3 separate regions of the Mus musculus genome follow, and all the other regions are linked to region 1. The links are chromatin loops, found by intact Hi-C in ENCODE. Cell type or tissue: gastrocnemius. All regions are shown on one strand.

Region 1 (8,000 bases):
TCTAGTAGTCTGTGCTAAAAATTCCTCAGAAACAGTTTGTGGCTGAGTGATTATCTGTCTTAAGGGGAAAGCAAAATTAGCATTTTTTTACTTAGGTAGATTCTCCCAGGTCTTTTGAGTATTATAAATAATAATAGTCAATATTATAAAGAATAAACCATTGCTTCCACCTCTGGTTATTCAGTAAGAGTCTCTGGAAAGAAACTGTTAGTTGAAAGATGCAGATTCCCAGCACACACTGGGGTTGCTTCCTGGCAATTGTGAGCACCATTTTAGGGAGTGGCGTGCATTGATTGTTCCCCGCACCTGTGCCCTGGTACAGGATCTGCCCCAGTGGAGCACAAGCCCCCCCACTTCACACTACACATGCCACTGGGGCTTAGGAAATGAAGAGCCAGCCGAGAGAAGATGAGCTTCTTAATGCTGAACACAAATCCCCACCCTGTTTTCCCTCCATCACTCCCCCAACACACACACACACAGAGTTTAAAAAAGGTCACAATGTTAATTTTTTTTACACAAAATACTTCCTTTCTTAAGATAGTCAACATATATGCATATATAAAAATGTCATTTTTATGAGAGAAAAAAACAATTTTTAACTCTTAAAATGTGGAAAAGAATAATAGTGCTCATTTTGAAAATCATGAGCCTGTGTCATGAGCTTTTCACTGTATAATTCATTGTGTCACTTCATTCACTACAAGTAAGCGTAAGTAGGGTTGACACTCAGTTTGTATGAGTCTGTCTTAATCAGTCTTCCCAGGTAACTTAGTTCTCATGCAGATGGCATCAGAGGGTGGATGAGTGATGTTGGTGTTGGCTCGGCCAGCCAGGAGAGGAAGAGTTGCCCCTCCGGCTCTCCAGCATACAACCGGGGCAGCTCTGCACCCGCACTCCGGAGCTTTAACCAGCTAGCTGTTCATGGATAATGGATATTTTATAGATAAGATAATATTAATGATTTTTTTATTTTTATGCGTTAACCAGTGTTAAGTGTTTAAAGAGCTTCTATCTTACTTAAGACTCTCAACTGTTGAACTTTATTCCCAGCTATGGCAAGCTAATGCATAGGAATTCGATACGGTTTTTAAATTGTCATGGTCTCCAAATCTCTTAGTGAGAAGCACTTGGAAACACATTAAAGCCCTATCCTCCTTTCTTACCCAGCCCCTGAGTCTAACCCTCAGGAAAAGGCCCAGCATCTGCGTTTTTTAACACTCTGGGTTATGACTGCTCTGGAGTTGATATCTAGTCCAGTCTGAGCCTCTGTGTAGTAATCACCGGGCTTCAGAAGTTCAGCTGAGCAGAAATACACCCGTTTTCTGCAGTGCTCTTTTTATTCCTCTGTACTCAGTGGACTGGAGACACAGAGCGCCATCCCTGGCCCCCTGTAGCTCACTGATGATGCTGTGGGTAGAGACCAAGTGTATTTATTGTACCCCTTTGAGCAACCTGCAGCCTGCAGCCTGGCATCTCTACCAGGAAAAATCCCCTCCAGTCTGGTCTGCAGTTTTCACTGAGTTATCTGCAAATGGTGGCTGGCACTTTTAAATGCCTATTGTAACGCCAAGTATCGAGCTAGACACTTGGAAACAAAAAGTAAACCGTTACACAGGAGACAGCTGAGGCTCAGGCCAGTGTGACACTGCAGGGCTATGGGCCAGGGCGATTTCCGTTCCTGTGTGCTTGGCTCCCAACCCCCAGCTGTTTGTCATGAATCCTTTCTGTATCCCAGTTGTCTGTGAGATACATACATTCTTGCTTACTGCATCTTAGACCAAGGTTCCTGTGTTCCTTAGAAGCCCTCAGTCACATACAGGGATTAAAACTGGCCTCGTTGTAAGCTACTAGCTGTTTCACCCTGGGCTTGCTTCAGGTTTCTGGCTGATAAACTCATTGCAGAGAATGCTTGGTCCTGCCACCTGAGGTCCAGTCCATGTCAAACAGAGAGAAAACACATTTGTTAAGGAGAAGAGAGAACTGAGAATGGGAGGGGCTCCAAAGGAGGATACCCAAAAATAATGTTTTGTTCAGAACTTTTGATCTCTTCCCCAAACAGCCACCGAGTCCTCTGCCTTCACAAGTCCTCACTCTGGCCTCCCTGGCATATCTGCCCCTGCAACCATCATGTCCCCTCAGCTTTTCCCTGCTCTTAAGCAGCTCTCTGGCTTCCCCTCATCCTACCTGCGACTCTCTTTTCATCGTGCAGACATAGACCATACATCAGATGTGGCCATCTTGTGTCTCCACAGAGTGAGGGATCCCTTGCCTTGTCCTGACCACCCCCATGGCATCTGTTTCAGCCTAAAGAGAGTGACAGTGCAAGAGCCACTGCCTTTGCGTAGCCCCATGAGGCCTGTAAAACTCCAGCCTGTATCAGAGAGGATCCAGGGCCACAGCAGGCAGTGCTAACCTCTGGGGAGAAGCAGCCACAGTTGCTTCCAAACTTCCATGGCTCATTTGTGTGTGTGTGTGTGTGTGTGTGTGTGTGAGTGTGTGTGTGTGTGCATGTGTGTGTGTGTGAGTGTGTGTGTGTGTGTGAGTGTGTGTGTATGCGTGTGCGTGTGAGTGTGTGTGCGTGTGTGTGTGTGTGAGTGTGTGTGTGTGCGTGAGTGTGTGTGTATGCGTGTGTGTGTGTGTGTGTGTGAGTGTGTGTGTGTGTGCGTGTGTGTGTGTGTGTGTGTATGTGTGTATGCGTGTGTGTGTGTGTGTGAGTGTGTGTGTGTGTGTATGTGTGTGTGTGTGTATGTGTGTGTGTGAGTGTGTGTGTATGCGTGTGTGTGTGTGTGTGAGTGTGTGTGTGTGTGTGTGTGTGTGTGAGTGTGTGTGTGTGTGTAGCATATAGTGCTTGTTTCCCTTTGGAAAGGGTGCTGACTTGGCCTGTTTTTTCTCTTTGTAACCCAATGTGTCCGTAGGTGGTACAGGGTACTTTTAAAAGGAATCCTGACCAATGGGCTGGTGTCTGTGTACGAGCTGGACTACGGCAAGCATGAGCTCGTCAACATAAGGAAAGTGCAGCCCCTAGTGGACGTGTTCCGAAAGCTGCCCTTCCAGGCGGTCACCGCTCAACTGGCAGGTAATTTCTGCAGTGGGGCTCAGCTATAGTGGGGCTTGCACTCTGCTTGGTGCTAGGTTTTTAGTGAGTGCAGGGTCACTAGTTAGCCTGCTGTGTGTTGCTTCAGCTTTTTAATGCTAGCAGCATCCTGTCCTCGGTGATCATTTTCATGGCCAGTCTGTTCCCCTGCCCCCCCCCCCCCCCACTTTTTGACTTGGTTTGCATTGCCTGATAAATTCCTAAAGCTGCAATCCTGGGATAGATAGCGATGTTGCTTGGTTTTCCTCACTCACAGTCTCCCTGTTTGGGGGACTATATTATCCTATGGGCTAGTTGTCATTTCCCCACCCCCAGAACTGCAGATTGAACCGCGCATCGTTTGTGGGAATGCTAAGTACAGCCTGAGCTATACCCCTACCTCCTGCAGCTTATTTTGATGAACATAAAGCATTCCATTGACCCAGTATTTCCCTGGTTTGAACAGTAATAAAAACAAGCAAAAGGTAACAGAAACTTTCAGCCTAAATAACCAATAAGCACAAATTAATTATTTTTAATTCTAAACTTAGTAACTGCTACACAATCACAAGATTGTGTAAGGGCTAGTGAGTTTCTTGTTTGCATCATAGCACAGCTTATAAATGTGTAACTTCACCACACAGTGACATTTGGTATGCTTATTTAATGGCTCTACACTGGACACTGCTTTGTATGTTGCCTCATGAAGTCTTCCTCTGCCCTTTGAGAGACAGTTCAGATGTGGCTCCCCTATGAGTGACCACTGGGCCCCCTCAGTTTGAACAAAAGGCATGGAGGCCAGCAGAACACCTGTGCTTCTGGGTCCTCAGTGTCCTGCCATGCTGGGACAGTGTGGCCTTGCAGCCTCCTTGAGCCACTTGATGCCTTCGCTGCTGCCTGAGGCCCTGGCCTTTTGTACCCCATATGTGGGGCAGTTGGGGGACGAGGTGCAGACAAGGGTGGATGTGAATTCTCTGCTGGTTGCCCAACCTCTAGTGCAAGATCATTCTGAGATCCTTGCCCTCTGCCCTGTGCCTGACTGCTAGGATTCAAAGCAGCTTCCCATGGCGGTTGCATGTAAAACACAAACAGCACTTACACAGCACTTTGTCTGTGCCATGGCCACTAGTCAGTCTGGGCTTGCAGTAGTTTCTTCAGATTCAATACTAGCTTTTCCTTCATTTCCACTTTGAATGCCCAAGTTTACCCAATAGCATGTTCTGTCAAATATGGCATCTCACTGCCAAGAGGGTTCTCTGAGGGATGGGTGCCTAGTGTCCCTGCTGTTTTGACAGGGCCTTCAGAGTGTGCACACGCGCGCACACACACACACACACACACACACACACACACACACACACACAGAGCTTTCTACTGTCCTAACCCACACTGCTGTAGATCTCCCCCTGAGCACCCTCTTGCAGTGCACCACACTGTCTGATGTGAATGCTGTGTGTTCATTTTCATTTAGCTCAAATATTTTGAAATCCCTTTGGGGACTCTTTGGCCTGTGAGTTAGAATTGTGTTATTTCTTCTTGATGTCCTGCGATTTTTTTTTTTTTTTTTTTTTTTTTGCTAGCTTTCTGTTAATCTCCATTGTGGTTTGACCAGACATTGTGTGGTTTTTGTTGTTTTGAATTTGTTCAGGTGTTTTATGTCCCAGAATATGAGTCCATGAAAACTTGAGAAAAATTATAATCTGCTGTTAGTGGATGAGACCTGTAGATCTAACAAGTGTTGAGTTTAGTGTGTCCTGCTGGAGCTACCCCTACCCTGTGTGTGTGTGTGTGTATGTGTGTGTGTATACAGGTATGCTGGTGCCCATACCTGTTTTTGTTCCTGTTGAAAACAGAGGTCAATGCCAGGCATCCTCCTGTTTTGCTCTGGACCTGGTATCTGGAGTCAAGGTCCTCTCACTGGATGTGTGTATTCAATGTGTTGATGAGAGGACAATGTCGGCTGTCTTCCTCAACCACTGCCCACCTTATTTTTCTTAAGATGAGCTCTCACTGAACCTGGGCCTGAGTTCCTAAGCTGGCTAGCCAGCAAGTTCCAGGGCTCCATCTACCTGCCTGTGTCTCCCTAGGGTGCAATTGTGAGAGTGCAGCACACCTGCCTTTCACTTGCGTGCTGGGAGTGCACACCCTGGTAGGTTCTTTACAACCAAGCTGGGTCCTAGCTTTCCAGGCTAATGGTAAGTAGTGTTATTCTCCATTGCAGTTAGTGGCAGTACGTCATGGACTTTATAAAACAACTTCGTCCTTAGGGAAAACAGTTACGTCCTCCTCCCCTCCATGACAACTCTGACTGAAGCCATTGATTTGCATATATATTACTAATTTGCATAATCAGCTACTTTGATGCTAATAATATGAATGTACTGTTTTCTACTGCTAGATCCGTTACAAATAAGAATGGCTGGGCACTTGCCTGTAACTCCAGCACTAGGGAGACTGAGGCAGGAGGATTGTGAGTCTGAAGCCAACTTGGGCTACATAGTGAGACATAATCAAGCCTCAGAAGCGAACAGTGTGACTTCCCCTCGTCACTCTGTGGCTCTTTCTCTGATGCGTTCGCTCTCTTCCTCTCCTCAGACCCGGGTTTGCTTTTTCCTCTGAAGGTCTTCCTCATTGCTTCCGAAGCAGCCTATCAGCAGACTCCACCCGGTTTTTACTTGTCCACAGTCTGTTCTTCCTCCTCCTCTTTTGTTTTTCTTTTCTTCTGCCCCTCCACATCCCGCCTCTCTAGATGAACCCAGTGCCTGCGAAGCACTGGGCCCTGCACTGTGAGGGCTTCTTGGGCAGGGTAGCTGTGAGCTTTTTCCTTCTCCACTGCCGCACTTTATTCCTGGGCTCTCCAGTGCAGTGCGGTGCGGTGCAGTGCGGCTGCAAGTCTGAGAGTCTGTCCCACTGCACCTGAGCTGCTTCCCCTCCTTCGGCTTCTTCCCCAGCTTTCACTGATTTTAGGTTTTCTGACGTTGGGTGTGATGTGCAGAGCTCTGTGTGTGTGTGTGTGTGTGTGTGTGTGTGTGTGTGTGTGTGTGTGGTATGACTCGGACCGGAGGTCCCCAGCTCACTGGCAGTGTTTGTCCCCTTGCCTCCTTCCCTCTCTCCCTTCCCCGTTCCCACTACACTGACCCTCACACTGTCCCAGTTGTCACAGTTCTGACTCCGTCCCACCACCCCAGCCTTCTCTCTGCTTCAGTCTTAGAAGCTTCTCCTGTTGCATGCTTGCGATCAGAGACTCTTTCCTGGCCCCGTCTGCCCGGCCAGTGAGCTTAGCAGACTTCTTTCAGCGCTTTTGTTGGTTTTGTTCCCAGCATTTAAATTTTTTCTTTCCACTTTTCTAAAAATTTCCATATTTCTATTAATCATATTTTTTCTCTTTGGTGCCAAGCATGGGCACATAGGCAAGCAAACCCTTTCCCACTGGGTGGCATCCCACCCTCCCTCTGTTCTCATGTGCAGCCTGTCTCCTCCATTGAAGCCCTCAGTTGTCACTCAGGGTTACTTTAAATTCCTGCCTGGTCACTCCAGCATTCCTGCCTTATCTGCTGATTCCAATGGTTGCTCAGTCTCTTCAGACTGTGGGCGTGGCCTTTAGAGTCACTTGGTGGAGGTGAACATGATGCACTGGTAAAAGGCATTTCTGAACAGGCCCTCAGTGGTGAGCGTGTAAGGGGGTTGGGACTGGGGAGTCTATAGTCCCATAGCCAGGTGCCACCATGAGTCCTGGGTGAGCCTATGCCTCCAGACTGTGAGCTTCACTTCCTCCCAGGAGTCCCTCTTATGGGGAGCAGGATGGCTGTAGGCAAGAGGGAGCCTGCGTAAGACCTGCCTGAGCATTCCTCGGATCCATGGGCTCAGATGAAACATTGCGCTCTTCTCTATGGCTCTCTGTTGTTGTAAGAAATGACAGTGTGGGGCTGGAGACATGGCTCAGTGGTTAAGAGCACTGACTGCTCTTCTAGAGGTCCTGAGTTCAAATCCCAGCAACCACATGGTGGCTCACAACCATCTATAAGGGGATCTGATGCACTCCTCTGGTGTGTCTGAGGGCAGGTACAGTGTACTCATATAGATAAAATAAATAAGTCTTTTTAAAAAGAAAAGCAAGAAATGACAGTGTACATAGATCATATAACCACGCTTTTCTGTTAATTCAGTGTTGGTCCTGACATTTTCCCCTAGCTATCTCAATTCTAAAACTTTATAATTTAGGTATAGGAAATGGGTGTGGTCATCACTACCCTGCTTTATACACAGCACGGTCGTCTCAAAGGGAACATGTGTCTGCAGGTAGTCTCACCTTTATTCACGATAGACAAGCTGTGAGCTGAGGAGCTTTGGGCTGCTATTCTCTGCCGTAGGCAGGTCTAACCTGGAATACTTGAAGTACTTTGTAACTGACTAAACAGTTCTCCCGCCCAGTGGCTCAGAGAAAGGCAGGAGTGGCCACTCACTGCCCCCTCACCCCCTGTCTTCTCCTAGGCGTGAAGTGCAGCCAGTGGTCGGAGGAGGCTTCGATGGTGTTTCGAAATCACGTGGAGAAGAAAGCCCTGGTGGCGTTGGTGCAGACAGTTGTTGAGCACACTAATCCTTGGGACCGGAAAGTGGTGCTCTATCTCGTAGACACGTCGCTGCCCGACACTGACACCTGGATTCATGACTTTATGTCACAGTATCTGCTAGAGCTTTCGAAAGTTAATTAATCACTGCTTGAGATGTTGACCGCTAATGAGATTGTTCTCAAAGCAATAATACAAAATGTGTAGGAGGGTCTTAAAACATCTTATTTTTACTACATGGCTCTGACTGTTGTGGAGGATTGAAAAGAATATGCTTTGTTTGATGAAAGATATTTAACAAGTTTTGTTTAATGCAGTTGACTTTTCAAAGAAAAATTGCACTTGAATTATTAATA
Region 2 (8,000 bases), 58 kb before region 1:
ACCAGGCCCTTCCTGGTCTTGCTGAACTAGTATAAAGAAGGGGAGGTACAGTGCTCCTCCAGGAGCCCTGGATCCTCCCGCCTTGGCCAAGTGTCCTGGGGCCTCCCGTATGGCTCTGTTTAAACAAGTAGGCTGGCAGGATGAACAACAGCAACAACAACAAAAATGCATGGAGGGCTTTTAATGGAGGGTTTTGTTTTTGTTTTGTTTTGTTTTGTTTTTTAAGACAGAGCCTCTCTAGGTAGCCCTGGCTGCCCTGAAACTTGCTATGTAGACTAAGCTGGCTTGTGAACTCACAGAGATTTACCTGCCTCTGCCTCCTAAGTGCTGAGTTAAAAGGTGTGTACAACCACACTTAACTTGGTGGAGGTTTTTATTGCTCCATCCTTTTTAGCCTGGGATGAGGCGGCAGTGGGGTCATCTTTCTCCCTACACTTGGTCCTAGCTTTGTACCTTCTTTCCACGATAAATTCCCTCTGGTGAAGTCTCCAAAGGCCCAAATGATCTACCAGGAGGCTGTCCCTTTGCAAAAGCCACGTATTCAGGACTCTGGGACCTCTCTGCAGCCTTGGAAATGAGAGATGTGTGTGCTTTTTTTCTTGCATAGCAAGAGACCTGCCCATCTGCCTCTGCCCCTGGTGACCTAGGATGAGTTTGGTCTTTCCGTGGGGGAAGAACACCTTTGGACTGCATTCTATCTATTTTGAAATACTGACCTTTGACTCTGAGGTTTCCCCTAAGGGAATTTTTAATGTGTGGAACTTGACTCTGTAAAATCCTGTGTATCTGTGTTGCTCTCATATGTTCTGTCTTACTGTTCCATAAAAGGATAAGAACCCCAAGTCTAAAGCATAGCCAGTTTGAGCTGGGCATGGCAGCCTGTAATTCCAGCACTTGGGACAGTTCAATGTCAGTCTCAGCCACAAGACAGGCTCCTGTCTCAAAAAAAAAAAAAAGTCTTCATTTTCCCGAATTCCAGCTATAAATCGAGCAACAAAACAAGATCATACAACTTCCTTGCTGCAGTTCAGCTTCTGAGGAATCCTCCTGATACACCTCAGCTAAATCCACCTACAGAACAGGAGTTTTGCCCATTGTTCGAGAACAAATACAAAAGCCACTGTGTACAGGAAAAGATGCTCCACGCCATCATGGAGAAAGGCGAGTTAAAGCCTCAATATGAGACCGGTCCCTCAGTGCCGCAGCGGCAATGTTCCACCCTTACAGGGTCAAGCTCCATTTTAAAAGCCTGGTGATGCTGAGTACTGAGAATGAGTGGACTCATGCTTTACAGGGGGCGGAGTCGTGGATAAAAATGGGAGTACAAAGAGATGTGGCCACTTAAGATTGCACTTTGACATTCACATGTAATTATGCATATAATTATACATTATCTATGGTTAAATACACATAAGCATATACTCATATCCATAAATATATACAATCAACAATACATTTCTCCTACATCCTGACATTAATTCTATTCCCTGGTATGTATGTGAGAAAACCATTTGACTACACAATGGTTATTTATAGGTGCTTGGACCAGAACAGGCCCCCCCCCCCAGACTAGAAACAACAAAAATGCACACTAAATTCGAGGAATAAACTAGTTGTGCATAGCCATACAGTGACAGCCATCAACAGGAAGTAACTATTGATAAGCTCAACAGGAATGAGTCACGAACGCATTACACTAAGTGAAAACCCAGGCACAAAGGCTGCACATCCTGCGGTTCCCTACATATGGTGCTCCTGAGAAAACAAAGCTGAGGGGACTGAACTCTCACCCAGCTGCCAGGAGTGGTGGGAAGAGGGAGGGAACAGGGCTAGGTAGAAGGCTCAGGGAACTTCTACAAATAAAACTAGTTATGCATCTTGATTGTGATGGTTGTTGCGCAACTGGATACATTTGTTAAAACTCATCAGACTGCCGTACTTAAAAATATTTGCTTGTGGCAACTATTCGTAAATAAAGCTGGTTATGGAAAACTAGCTGCAGCACATGACTTTTCTTTGTATATCGGATACAGCAAAGGGGGGGACATATCTATAAGCATAAAGGACCTCAGACTTAGGGTTCATGCACATTGTTTCATGATTTATTTTATATACAGAATTCAGTATTGCCTAATTCCCTATCCCCACAGCCATCCTCTCAGTTCACTGATGCTGTTTTTACCCTTCCCTCCATCAGAATGTGGAGCCAGGGCATGTCAGAGTATTATTACAGAGTCCAAATAAAGAGCTGGCTTTATTCTAGGTCTCTGGAAGCCACTGTCATGTTTAGTTTAGCGGACAGGGCAGGGAGAAAGACATCTGAAACAGACTGAAATAGAATCAAGGCAATGTAGAGAATTCTGTTTCAGAGACACTTCGGCAGCTTTAGGCAGGGACCAGATGTGAGATTATGAAAGAGAACAGTGTTCAAAGAACACCCCTGGTCAAAGCCTTAAGACAGAACCTACTGAGCACAGGATATCCGGCTTTTCACGATCTCCTTCCAGTCTATTCATCGCCTACTGCAGCTTCCCAATGAATGCAAAGTTCCTTAAGCACAAGGTTTATAGGCCCTATACACTGTTGCTATTTGTCAGCAGGTATTGAGTCTGTAACAGTTAATTGTCTGCTCACCCACTGAAGGATGTTTATGCTATCTCTGTGTCTTTAAGTATTGCAAGCAAGGCTGATTTAAACATCCTTGTACGGGTCTGTGATGAATAAGCCCTTTCCTTTCTCTTGGGTCAATACCAGGGAGTGGAAACTCAGGGAGCCAAGGTTATAAAGTACTAGTGTATGCAACGACACAGAAGAGTCTCAATAGAATTCTGATGAGTGAAGAAAGCCAGATCCTCCCCCTTAATGACAATACATATGAAATAATTATATTTATATAAAACTCCAGAAAAAGCAAGAGCTCTATAGTAAGTAAGTGGGCACTTACAGGACTAAACGGTAGGGAATGAGGCAAACATTATAGAAAGAGAGAGAACTTTGAGGGTGTGGCTATGTTCCTCATGTTACTATCTGTGATTGTTTCTCTGTTGTATGCATACCAAACACATGAAAGTGTACATTTGAATCGTGCAGCTTATAGTATGGCAAGTGTACCTCAAACTGTTAAAAAAAATTGCTGATTGAGTAAGCAGCAGCAGGCTTTCAGCAAAAATATACAGAATGATGCCAAGTTTTCACAACGGGTTAAAGCAATCCAGCATTAAATAAATGTTAGTGGAATTACCGTGGAGTGAATAAATAGCAGCTATTCAACGTGTTTTGAATGAATTAAAGAATTTGATAAGTATTTATTTTATGCTTATTATATACTGGGCAGTGTTCTAGGATCTCTGCCCTCAAACAGCTTTAGTTTTAGAGCAGTGGATGAAAGCAGCGTTGTTACACACGCGTGAAGGGTATGTGGCAAAGCATTTTAATATAGTCCCCCTCCTCCAAAGAGTGACCTAGAAGACAGCTAAAGACAGACTGTCTAGAAGATGAAAAGAAGTATTGAGATGCTGAAGAGAACGAACTTTGTGGAAAGAGAAATAAATCCACACCCCGAGCGTCAGGACGGCGTGCGCACGCGCAGAAACCGCTAGGCGGCGTCGGTTTCCCTTCTCACACGCGGACCTCGAAGTGGGCAGCCGTGGCCGGAGCGCCTGCGTCTGCGCAGAGCTAAGCCGGCCGGCGAAGGGGCGGGGCGTGGTGCGACGGGGCGTGGCCCAGAGGGCGGGGCTTTAGGTGATTCCCAAGCCACGGCTCAGGCCGTGCGGGGAAACCGAAAGTGGGCGGCGGCCGCCCTGGCGGAGGGAGCGGAGGGAGCCGGGCCCAGAGGCGCGGGCTTGGGCCGCGGGTCCCCGGGACGAGGTGAGCTCGGTCGGGGCGCGACAGGTGCGGGCGACGCGGGGCGGGCTGCGGGACGGCAGGGCACGGGCAGGACAGCGGCTGGGCGCGGCGCCTCAGGCCCGGGCCTGGTCCCCGCCGTGGCGGGGTTCCAGAGCGTCGTGCGTGACGCCCCGGGACGTCCACCCAGCCGGTCGCGGTGCAGCAGGAGCTGCAGAGGGGGGCGTGGGAGGCGCGCAGCTCTGAGCAGGAAGTAGCTCCCGGTCAGGAGCAACCGGCCTCGGCCGCCCGTGCTGGGCAGCGGTACCCGAGCTCTGCGCAGTTGTGCCAGCCCCGCGGGCCACACTGCGGCGGCCTCCGCCCTCGAGACCGGCCGGTGCAGGCCGCGCACATCACACAGGACCTACACGTAGCCGTTCCTGTCAACCGTGAGCGCTGGGGAGGAAACAAGCATTCACGGAGAAGTTGTCTTGGAAGTCAAGTGGGAGCTGACAGCCTTTCTGCTCCTGTCCGCTTGAGGGTACATTTCTGTCAATATCCAGGGCTACCACTACCCAGTCATCTTGGGGAGCAGGGAAGAGAGGTGTGTATAGATGTTAAAGCCCAACCCCAAAGGATTCTGATACCAACACCACAAACTAACCGAGAAAACCACGATTCGTGTTGGTGGTGCCCACCTATGCTCTGCAGGTGGACGTTTGCAGAGAAGTGTTCTTGGAACTAGAAACGCCTTTAGTGGCAGAAGTGTAATTTAGAACTAAATCCCTGTCTCTTCCCGACCTCCATGATGTGGATGAAAATGTGGCATTCTACAGTGCGGCCTTTGCAGATAATGTATTGGAATCTGAGCTTCTAAAGCTTAAATGTAAGGTCGGGAATCAATTGCACCTCTGGTCTCTAAGTCTGCTCAAGAACCGAATGGGAATAGCTAACTGACCCTTTGAAGTGTTCTCAAGACAAGATAAGTCTTTGGCTCATAATAATAATCTTCTAAAGAGGCTTTCTATTTACCCAAACTGCCCATATTTTACAGGTTGGGATTTCAAGGTTTTTGATGACAGGGACACGCAAATTTTTAGGATAAGTTAGCATATAGTGTAGACTCAGCTGACGTAGGCGAGCTTCAGTTACATGCAAAGGACTGTGCTGGCCATAGAGCCCGCAGCTCCTCAGCCCTTCTCTTTGGTAGATTTTCTCTTTGCTAAGACAGTGAGGCAGCACTTGGCAGTGCCTTAAGATTTTAGTCCCTGTGGATTGAAAGTGGAATGTAATCCCTGCTAATACCCTTTTAAATGCGCCACATGAGACTGGCTGGGTGAGCTATTGTGTTGCATCTGGAGTTTAAAGCTCCTAGAAGGATCGCTCTTTTTAAGTTTTCTAATATTTGTTGGGTGTTTAATAGAAATGTAAAGAAAATGCACTTTATAACTCAATTCTGGGTGCCTGTTTTATGTTTGATGAAGTATAAATAGCAAAAATTAAGCTTTGATGTAGAGGAAAATATCTGGATGCTTTCATGAGTCAGGAGTTTATCGTTGCTTGGAGTGAGTTTGACTTTCTTATTTCTATGAATTTGCTTTTTCTTTGTGCCAAACTTGCTGTTTCTTCTCTTCATCCCGTCTCTGTTCTTCATTGTTTCCAAAGTTCCCCCATGAGGCCAAAGATGTCTTTTCAAACAAACAAAAAGTTGGGTTTTTTGTTGTTGTTGTTGTTTTGTTTTTTTGTTTTTTTAGTTGAAGTATGTGTCAGTCAGATAACCCAGTGTGATTTCCAGTCAGACGTAGTATTTCAGTCTGTGCAGCTTTGTCATGAGCAAGCAAACCTATAATGCCCATGAGAACTTTGAAGCTCATTACCTCTTCAAAGGATTAGAAGAAAGCAGAGAATCAGTGTGTAGTGAGAAATTTGGTTTCTCTGGGAAAAAAACAACAACAACAAAAAAACCCAACCAAACAAAAAAACCCAACCAACACCCTCCCCCCATCCACAGAAATATTATAGGAATATGTTTTTGTTTTAATCCCAGGTGTGGCATGGGGGACTGCTTTAGATTGTCAGCAGCAGCTCAGTTGTCTCATGCTCTAGCAGGGGTGTGATTTTGCCAGCTGTGGATAGTTTCTGCAAACATGTGACATTTGGAATTCTGGGGACTCTTGAAAGGGTATATAACTGTTAGAACCTGGAGGTAGGCAGGCATGGTTGCAGCGGCTGCTGTGGCTACTGCTCCTCTTCCTCCTCCCATCCCTGCTACTCCTCCTCTCCCCCTCCTCCTCCTGCTCCTCCTCTTCCTGCTCCTTCTTTCTCCTCCTGCTGCTGGTTGCTACTACTGGTTGGTGGTGGTTGTTGTTGCTCTTTGTTGCAGTTTGTCAAGTGGTCCTGTGCAGAGACCAGAAGAAGACATTGGATATCCTGACAGCAAAGATTAACGCCCCAATCAGCAAGAAGTCTAATGACATCACCACCCCCTTTCCCCTCTAGCCTTCTTCCTCTCCTACCTATTGTTGGGGAGTTGGGAGGGTGGAATAGGGGTGGAGAAGGGTGGAAGGAAAAGAAACCCACATAGTAGTAGACGTGCAGCTACACCAGTGGCTCTTCCCTTATTCATTATCCTGCACATAAAAAAGGAGACCAAAATGAATTGCTCAAAGAGGCAAGGGTGCTCAGTAGTTAGAGGTAGGGTTGAGACCCAGATCCCTGACCAAATCATCATGCTATGTAGATTCATAAAACTAGTTAATGAGATACTATGTAGTGGCCAAAATAAATAATATGAAATAACGAAAAAGAAAAACTGCTTCCTAAATACTTGGAAGGAAGATAATACTCTTTCTTTTAAAACTGGCTATAGGTAGACTTATTTAGGTTTAACAAGTAGACTGCAATTAGAAGGAAAACAGCCCCATAAGCTTGCACACAGTGCGTGTGGTGGTGCATACCTATAATCCCAGCACTCTGGAGGCCAATGGAAGGCTGCATAGGGAGACCTTGTCTCTAAAATTAAAAACGGAAAGCAACCCCACACACCTTGTAATATGGGAAATTGCTGGGTAAGGATCTTGGATAAATTCCTCCCCTCTCTGAGGCTGTTTATTGCTTTGTAAGATGAAAGGCTTGAGCTAGCCTAAGTGATGTCTAAAATTTTCAGCACACATCCTGAGGCTTTTAGATCCCCACTTGTAAAGCCCCAGAATGTGTCTTTCGGAGAGAGCAGCAGTCACCTGAAGTATATACTTAAATCAGTGGTTCTCAGCCTTCCTAATGCATTCCCTCATGTTGTGGTGACCCCCAACCGTAAAGTATAACTTTCATTGCTACTTCATAATTGTCATTTTGTGACTGTTATGGAGTCAGGATGCACAGACTGAGAGCCATTGCAGTAAGACAATGTTCAGATGTTTCAACATTGAGTGAGTAGCTGAGAAGCTAGGAGAGTTTACCCTAATAACCTGCTGTGTTTATTTGGGAAATTCGAATTCATGCTGGGAAAAGTGTTGTGGGAAAGACAAGACAAGTGATACAGTTAGAAATAGTTAAAAAAGAGAAACTTAACAGGAGAAAACCTACAGATGAGAGCCATACTAATGTCACTGTGGTTAGCCGATAGACCCCAGTCACCATAGGACACAAGAGGCATACAGATGCCTGCCTGTGGGATACTCAGTCCATGGTGGACAGCATCAGAAAACATCTGTTTCAGATGCATCAAACTTCGGGCTGTGTGGTGGTGCCCATCTGAGCCCCAGCACTGAGAATGCAGAGGCCAGAGACTCTGAAGTTGGAGACCAGCCTGAACATCATAATGAGAACTAGTCTCAAGCAAGCAACAAAAAGTCCACAAACTCTTCAAAATAAGACTTTCTGAGTAATTTTCTAGTATATTAAAGAAAAAGGGTAATTTTATAGAATATAGTTTTGAAACATAGTGAGGATCGTTTTAAATCATGTAAATTGTTTAAATTTGTGTTTGGCAATGTAGCTCAATGGTAGAAGGCCATGGATTCTGTGTCTGTCACCAAACACACGCTTAAATTTGATTTCCAATACTTCTTATGCAGCATTAGTATCATGGGGGCTTGGCAGTGAAGTGTGTGGCAGAGAGGAAGAGAGAAGGATGATGGATCTGAGAGGCAGTCAGGCTCACCACTCAGGATCTGTAA
Region 3 (8,000 bases), 97 kb after region 1:
AGCCCCCTCTTATTTAATCTTAATAGAATCTTAAATCATTAACAGCAGGAAATTCAATGACAAGATACTTATTAATCAACTGTTGCTAAAATGTTTTGGAGATGGTAACGGTTACACTTAAATGTTACTCTTTCTTTTAAAAGTGTTTATTAAAGGATTTATGAATACAATAACAGGATCTAGGATGAGAGAGAGGGTTGGGGTACAGAGGCCAGCTTGCCATGAATGAGCAGCTGCTGCGGCTGTGTGTAAGCATACGGAAGGTCACTCTATTATTCTCAGCACTCTAGTTAATTTTGCAAATGTTCATGGTAAAAAGTAAAACAAAACCAAAAATCCCTGCCAAACAAATGTCTTTCAGTCATCTATAGTAACCGCAGGGAAGCAGGGATCGAATGTTCGAAAGTTCTAGAATGCTACTTTGTTTTTGAAAGCCATTTGCTGACTGTGGCAAAAGCCCATGCATTCTTTCTGCTGATGAACTATTTGCAAATAACCACACAGCTTTCAGATTGCTCTCTCTAGAAAGAGGAAACAACTTCTTGCCAAACTATCACCAAGAAAAATGTGCTCTGGGTCTATAGGTGAGCTTTTAGTTACCATAAGCACCACAGAAGCCAGCCTAAGTGCTGGATGGACAAAGAGTTAGCCTCCCATGGCTATTTTAAAGAGAAGACTGACTACAGTTTTTGCTAATCAGGACTTAACTTTCTTATTTGTCTATTACACTTTATATCTATGACAAAAAGTAACAAGTCTTTAGAACATTAGCATACCGGGCTTCTTGTAGGAGACCTGACTGGGGCTGATCCCCATAGGCACGATCTCTTCAAACACACCGACTCGCAATTCCGGGAAGCAGTGAGACCCTCCTTTGCTGCTCTAACCAAGGAGAAACAAGACAGAGTTTACTTGTCCCACTGCCAGGTAAAGACAAATGCCATATGGAAGAATTATGGTATGTTTTACAGTGTGATAGCTGAGATTTTAAACCTTGAATTGGGGGCAGGAAGGAACTTTCAATGAAGATAAAGTTTAGGTCCAAAATGTTCCAGATAATTCAGCATGTTAATAAATGTTCCCTGTGCCTCTTCCATATGCAGGAACACTGTGTTTGTATGGCTATGTACATGTGACTCAGCACCACTGAGAGAGTCACACGTGATCACACACCAACTTTTGTTCTGGAGCAGTGACCACGAGTGTCTTGCTGTGGCCAGCATGAGAATTAGTAAAGTGTTCCCACCAGCTTACCACATACTGTGACAAAGCACACAGTACTTAGACACATCACCTCAGCTGAAAGAACCACAACTTTATTCTGATGTGGTGGCAACTTTAATTTCAGGTTTACTAAAACCACAGTTCACCGCAGAGATCTGTAAACCAGTCTTTCCAGGATTTAGATGCCAGCTTGTGTAACTGTGCCATCCTTATAGGAAGGGAAATGAGATCTGGAGAGGATTCCGACATGCCAAGTGACATGGCCCTCGACAGAAACAGTGACGAGCCCACCTGTTTTCCTGCCCTGGCTTGGAGCTCAGGGGAAAGGGGCTTGTCTGGCTCTGAGTGTGGCTCTGAGTGTGCTCTTCAATGACCTACAAGCAGACTGCTCTAGCTTTAGTTCTTTTACCTTAAAATCATCCTCGCTCAGGTAATCCTTAAATAATGGGCAGGAAAGCATGACTTCCACGTAGAGTCTGGTGGCCACTTTGCTTCCGCCAACAGTTCCATTGATTCCTTCAGTAGCAATCCGAATCTGAGACACAAAAGAGGAGAGGGGTGCTGTCTTGGCTTGGGTGTCTTCCCATGATAAACTAAAGGCCCCTTTCATGTCAGTGAGTGTAACAGGAAAAGCAGAGGCCCTGCTGTGGCCACCACAGTATCACAATATAGAGCACAGATGTCCCTCTGAAGCAGCGGGGCCTATTCAGCTTCTAGAGGCTTAGGAAGATGATGAGCTCCAGCCCTTCCTTATGGGAGGCCCAAGACGCTTACATAGGTAGAACGACGCCAGAAGTGGAATTAAAAAAAAAAAAAAAAGCAAAGCCCACTGAGGAAACTTTACCCCAGTCCTAAAGAGGGACCCTACTTGACAGTGGGAGTGCACAGATCACCTCTGCTTGGAGGCCAGGGAAAGCCTCCATCTCAAAACCATAGGCTGAATTCAAGTTCTCTTTTGCTCACTGAAGTGCCCCATGTCTGCATTCATGCCTGCTACGTGGTGGGTGCTAATGTGTAAGAGCACGTGTAGCCACATCTGCGGCTCTCTAGCTTCTCTAGGAATGGCACGTGAGAGCTGGGCCAGGGCAATCTGGGGGCTTGCATAGTGGGTTGTCCTAGTAGAGGAGATCCCATACATGAGTTTAAGATGGAGCAGCTTTATAAGGCACCATCCCCAGAGTAAGGCGCTAGAGCACACCAGCTGAGGACTCACACAGTCTCTGAAGAGAAGAGATCTGATCAAAGACCCTGAACTGTTACCATTATTCAAACATGAATGCAGCCAGATTGTAAAGTTGTATGTGGCCATTCATTTTCAGTGTCTCATGTGATCCAACTTTTTAGGCTATGGATAAACAACAGGATTCATCCTACAAGCCAATGCCAATTAACTGGTAGCTACCCAGAGATGAAGTATCCTAATTACCACTGACTCCTTGAGAAAGAGGGCTGCAGTAGGGTGAGGTGGGGTATAGGTGCTGCATTCCTTTAATCCCAACACTTGGGGAACAGAGGCAGGACAGTCTCTGAGTTCAAGGCCAGCCTGGTCTACAGAGTGAGTTCTAGGAAAGCCAGGGATACACAGAGAAACTGTCTCAGAAAACATACAAAATAAAATAAAATAAAATAGAGGCTGCAGTCCAGGGGAGACTGCTGTGGGTATGAGGCAGGGAACACAGGCCATCTCTGTGCTACAGGCTATGCACCTATCTATCACTAATAGGGACGACAACAACAAAAACAGCCTGAGACCAGCAATGTCAGGAAATCTGTCTGAAAACAGTCTGACTGGGTGATGGTGAATGTACATTTTTATGCGATTATTTCTAGGTAGACAGGCAAATTCTTTCCTATTTCATTTTAATCTCAGAAGCCAAATGCATGCCATACACGCATTCCCTACAGAGCCATCTCTAAACTCACTCACTCTCTAGCAGTACCTAGATTCTCAGAAAGTCCTTCAGACTTTGATGGAAAGGCCCTGTAACTAGGAAATAGACAAGGAACAGCTAGCACGGTGGAGCACCTGCTGAGAGACAGCACTCGTAACTGTTCTGCCATCTCTACATCTCACTCACAAATTTCTTGAGGTCATATGATGTACATCAAGGGGCATTCAGGTTCTCCTTTTCCTTGCCTAAGAACCAAGAATGTCAAAACCCAGTACTAAAATATCTCACTAACCTGGCCAAGTCTCTGATGTCTGAGAAGCAGGAAGATGCTGCCATCTGGTGGGCAGGACTGCTCACTGCTCGTGTGCCAGGAGAGGCTGGTCCTCCTTGACAAGACATCCCTTTTCTCTGTGTATGTAGCCTAGCCTGCTCTTGGAGTTGCAGCAATCCTCCTGCCTCAGCCTCCTAAGTGCTGAGATTGCAAGAGTGTACCATCACACCTAGCTTTAAAAAGCTCACCAAATAGAGACGGTGATATATAAATAAATAAATTAATTAATTAAAAAAAAAACATAGCACAAATAGTTACTGGTTTTGAAAACTATGTGCTAGGAGTTAGGGATACAGTTGTTGAAGAGTCCCCCACATCTCAGGCTAGAGGAGGTTAAGATGCTAAGAGACACAAAAAGACAAGAGCTATTGTGCTGATAGGACCCTGATATAGCTGTCTCTTGTGAGACTATGCCGGGGCCTAGCAAACACAGAAGTGGATGCTCACAGTCAGCTATTGGATGGATCACAGGGCCCCCAATGGAGGAGCTAGAGAAAGTACCCAAGGAGCTAAAGGGATCTGCAACCCTATAGGTGGAACAACATTATGAACTAACCAGTACCCCGGAGCTCTTGACTCTAGCTGCATATGTATCAAAAGATGGCCTAGTAGGCCATCACTGGAAAGAGAGGCCCATTGGACTTGCAAACTTTATATGCCCCAGTACAGGGGAACGCCAGGGCCAAAAAGTGGGAGTGGGTGGGTAGGGGGGTGGGGGGGAGGGTATGGGGGACTTTTGGGATAGCATTGGAAATGTAAATGAGGAAAATACCTAATTAAAAAAAATAAAACTTAAAAAAAAAAAAAGACAAGAGCTATAGAAGGCACACTGAGGAACATGAATTTGGATGGGAGGTCAGGAAAGGCCTCTGAGAAAAAGTCATTATAATAGAGATCTGAAGCTTCAGAAGAGTTAGACTAGACAGAGTGGGGGTGGGTATCAACTTTCAAGAGAATTCGCCTCAAAAAAAGGCAAACAAAACAAGACTCGGTGGGTCCCAGAAACCAAAGAACATGAGTGGGAAATTTCAGCCAAGGGCCCTGCTCTTGCAGCAGCCTAGGCTGTGTCAAGGGCTTCACCCACCTGTCGCTGCTGGAGCTGTTCTAACAAGATCATTCTGGCTGCTGCACTGGAGAGCAGATTAAGGTGAGAATCGGGGAAGTTACCACACAGACGAGATAGAGCATGGTCAGGGCGATGAAGTGGAAAAGAGAAGAAAACGGATACTTTCAGGACAGGGCGTGGGAATGAGCTGCACGGGTGGGTGATACCAGCACTTGTCAAACAATGTGGGCGTGGAAAACAGCACTGTCCATGAGTTTACTGGGGAATAGGAGAACCACAACCACCAGGTTCTCAGAAGGTCGCTACTTCTCTGATGGTTCATATATGCTTGGCCCAGGGAGTGGCACTATTAGAAGATGTGGGCTTGGAGTAGATGTGTCACTGTGGGTGTGGGTTTTAATACCATGGTCCTGGCTGCCTGGAAGTCAGTATTCTGCCATGTTCCTGCCTTTATAATGGACTGAACCTGTGAACCTGTAAGTCAGCCCCAATTAAATGTAGTCCTTATAAGAGTTGCCTTGGTCATCTGTCTGTTCACAGCAGTAAAACCCTAACTAAGACAACTTCCTTTTGATTTAAAATTTAAAAGTATTTAATGTGCATAGGCATAGCGCTGGAAGATAAGCCACAGAGGGCATTTTACAAAAGTAAACACCATCCTGTCCTGCAGAGGTGTGACCATTTGGGAACATGCTTCCTCTCATAGCACACACTCATAGATACCGGACAAACATGCAGTTTTAATTTCCTTTATTCTACAGTTTCCAATCCTTACAGAGCCTGTTAAGTGCTGAACCTTGTTCCAGCGCTGAGAATGCCCCAGTGAAGGCAAAGCTTCTGACCTCACGAGGCCCCCCCACAAGGGAGACAGGCTCTCCTCTCAGACTGCAGGAAGTCTTTAAGCAGCAGCAAAGGCAGGGCATGGTGAGGACCCTGCACACTGTACTGCTGAGGGAGCAGCACTGGAGTGGCACTCGCTCAGAGTACAGGAGGCCTGACAAGGAGGGGAGGGCCGCACAGAAGGGAAGGAGTAAATGTCACACCTGAGATCACCAGAGACCTGATTCTAGGAAAACCAAGGTGTGACTTGTAATCAAACATGCAGAATCTATAAGAGGCTTTGGAGTTCAGTACATTTCCCTGTCTCAGCTGACAGATGTATCAGAACCTAGCCATGCCCACGAATGTTTCCAATCTATAACAACAATGAATTAAAAAAAAGGTAACAAAACCTGAAATATTTACTATTTGACCCTTTAGGTATAGGGTGACTGAGGCCTGGTCTATAAGCAACATATCAAGAGCTGGTTTATTCTTTACCCTGCAAGCAGGGTTTCCCTCCTTTCGAGAACCCCCATGTGAAGACTTCTCAAAGAGCACAGCTCCTACAATCCAAGATTAAGGAGACAAGAAGAGGCTTGCAGGGCACATCTGGAGCAGGGCTTACCTTGCCTGTAAGGTGCAGGTGATGGCACAGAGCTGTCTGCCAGGCACAGACCCAATGGGGGTCCTCCAAGTCACAGTAGCAGTAATACAGGAGCACCTCTCCTTCCTCGTCACCCTGGCCACTACACAAGGAAAGTCAGAGGAGGGAGCATGTGAGCCACGTGAGCCCCACTTCCCAGTGCACCCACGCAGAGAAGGAGAGCACGGCCACAGGGAGCTACAGTTCCCAGTGCACCCAGGCAGAACTGGAGCCACAAGCAGCCCCACTTCCCAGTGCACCCAGGCAGAGAAGGAGAGCACGGCCACAGGGAGTCACAGTTCCCAGTGCACCCAGGCAGAACTGGAGCCACAAGGAGCTACAGTTCCCAGTGCACCCAGGCAGAGCTGGAGAGCACGGCCACAGTTCCCAGTGCACCGGGGCAGAACTGGAGAGCATTGACACAAGGAGCCCCAGTTCACAGTGCACCCAGGCAGAACTGGAGAGCATTGACACAAGGAGCCCCAGTTCACAGTGCACCCAGGCAGAACTGGAGAGCATTGACACAAGGAGCCCCAGTTCACAGTGCACCCAGGCAGAACTGGAGAGCAGGGCCACAGGGAGCCACAGTTCCCAGTGCACCCAGGCAGAGCAGGAGAGCATGAAGCTGGAACAACCTCTGCCTCCCTCCTATCTTTAGTCTCCTAACATAAGAGCACTTCTCTTCATATTTTCTCTACATAGTACAGTATCTGCACCAGACTTCTTACAAAAAGCAAACTCGCTTCCCTGTCCTCACTTAGCTCTCACACCAGGAGACAGGTATTATTAACCCTACTTTACAGGCAAGCTGGGAATTTGAGCCCACTGTGGCCTATCCTCAATCACAAGGCAGTATCTGGTTTGACTGGCTCACCATGAAAAACATTTTACTTCCATTTTTTCATGTAGTACACTTATCTATAGACGTGTTATTATTGGCCACATAAGACAAACTTTTCTATGTCAGCATGCTCACAGAGTAGCACTAAACCACTGAGAAGACATCACTACTTTAGGAGACCAGAAAAGAGTATAAAAATTCAGTATATAGAATATTGTATTCCCTCTAATTTTTTAAACATTTTATGCATTTAGTATTTTTATGTGTATGGGTGTTTTGCCTTCATGCTTGTCTGTATTTGCAGTGCCCATGGTGGCCAGAAGGTGGCATCAGATCCCCTGGAATCACAGACAGTAGTTATCCAGGAAGTGGATGCTGGGAATGGAACCTGCATCAGCTGGAAATGTAGCTTGCGTTCTTAACCATGAGCCATCTCTCCAGCCTTTCCCAATAATCTTGATGGACGATTGGTCTGTCTAGATGCATATTTGTAAATTCATCAGTGTCTGCCGTGCTCCACCACTCTAGGCAGCAGTGTTCTGTCATGACTCCACCTATCCTTTCACTCTCCTGCTATGGCTACTTACAGTTGTTTCCAGTTTGTCTTTTTAAGTCATTATTTTTTTAAATCTTTATGCCTGTGTGTATGATGTATGTATATGGTAGGAATGTGTTCTTGTATGAATGAAGGCACACGGAGGTCACAATGTGTATGTGGGAGTCCAAGGACAATCTTGGGTGTTGGTCCTCATCTTCCACCGTGTTTGTTCTTCACTGCTGAGTACCCAACACTTGCTGGCCTGGGAGCTTCTGGGGATTCTTGTCCCTGCCTCCCATTTTGCTGTAGAACTGGGATGACCCCAAGCACTCCCACGGCTGGCTTTAAATGGGTCCTGGGGACTGAAACTTAGGTTCTCACATTTATGTGGCAAGCATTTATCCCAATGGACCATTCCTCCAGCCGCTAACATTGGGAAGTACAACTAGTTTATTTTTAGTTAGCATACAAAATAATGTGTTGTTTCCAACATTTTGTTATTACATATAAAACTGCCACAAAAACCCTATAGGTGGAACAACATTATGAACTAACCAGTACCCCGGAGCTCTTGACTCTAGCTGCATATGTATCAAAAGATGGCCTAGTCAGCCATCACTGGAAAGAGAGACCCATTGGACAC

What was found. Peaks named below come from ENCODE experiments on the same cell type or tissue, not always from the same donor. Only the 100,000 strongest peaks of a DNase experiment are listed, where the experiment ranks them.
Region 2: it touches region 1 in a loop (2.0-fold over the local background); 11 of 42 quality-filtered maps call a loop at or near these places.
Region 3: it touches region 1 in a loop (3-fold over the local background); 14 of 42 quality-filtered maps call a loop at or near these places.

What each region holds. Positions count from the first base shown.
Region 1 is chr4:46,026,729-46,034,728 of GRCm38, forward strand. It overlaps Tdrd7 (tudor domain containing 7), which reads left to right. Exons shown (of 17, transcript NM_146142.2): 16 at 2,919-3,079; 17 at 7,568-8,000. The coding sequence ends at 7,788. Among named protein-coding and RNA genes, the nearest start is that of Tmod1, 8.5 kb to the right of the region's middle. In gastrocnemius, a CTCF peak has its summit at 3,038; a DNase peak (open chromatin) is centred at 3,036; H3K4me3 peaks cover 188 bases; H3K27ac peaks cover 1,167 bases.
Region 2 is chr4:45,968,570-45,976,569 of GRCm38, forward strand. Tdrd7 (tudor domain containing 7) reads left to right here and starts at 3,728. Exons shown (of 17, transcript NM_146142.2): 1 at 3,728-3,867. In gastrocnemius, a CTCF peak has its summit at 3,592; a DNase peak (open chromatin) is centred at 3,690; H3K4me3 peaks cover 2,148 bases; H3K27ac peaks cover 2,706 bases.
Region 3 is chr4:46,123,267-46,131,266 of GRCm38, forward strand. It overlaps Tstd2 (thiosulfate sulfurtransferase (rhodanese)-like domain containing 2), which reads right to left. Exons shown (of 10, transcript NM_173033.3): 4 at 5,961-6,081; 5 at 1,634-1,759; 6 at 777-882. Among named protein-coding and RNA genes, the nearest start is that of Tstd2, 11 kb to the right of the region's middle. In gastrocnemius, CTCF peaks have their summits at 3,462 (motif pointing left) and 7,129 (motif pointing right); DNase peaks (open chromatin) are centred at 3,458 and 7,151; H3K27ac peaks cover 301 bases.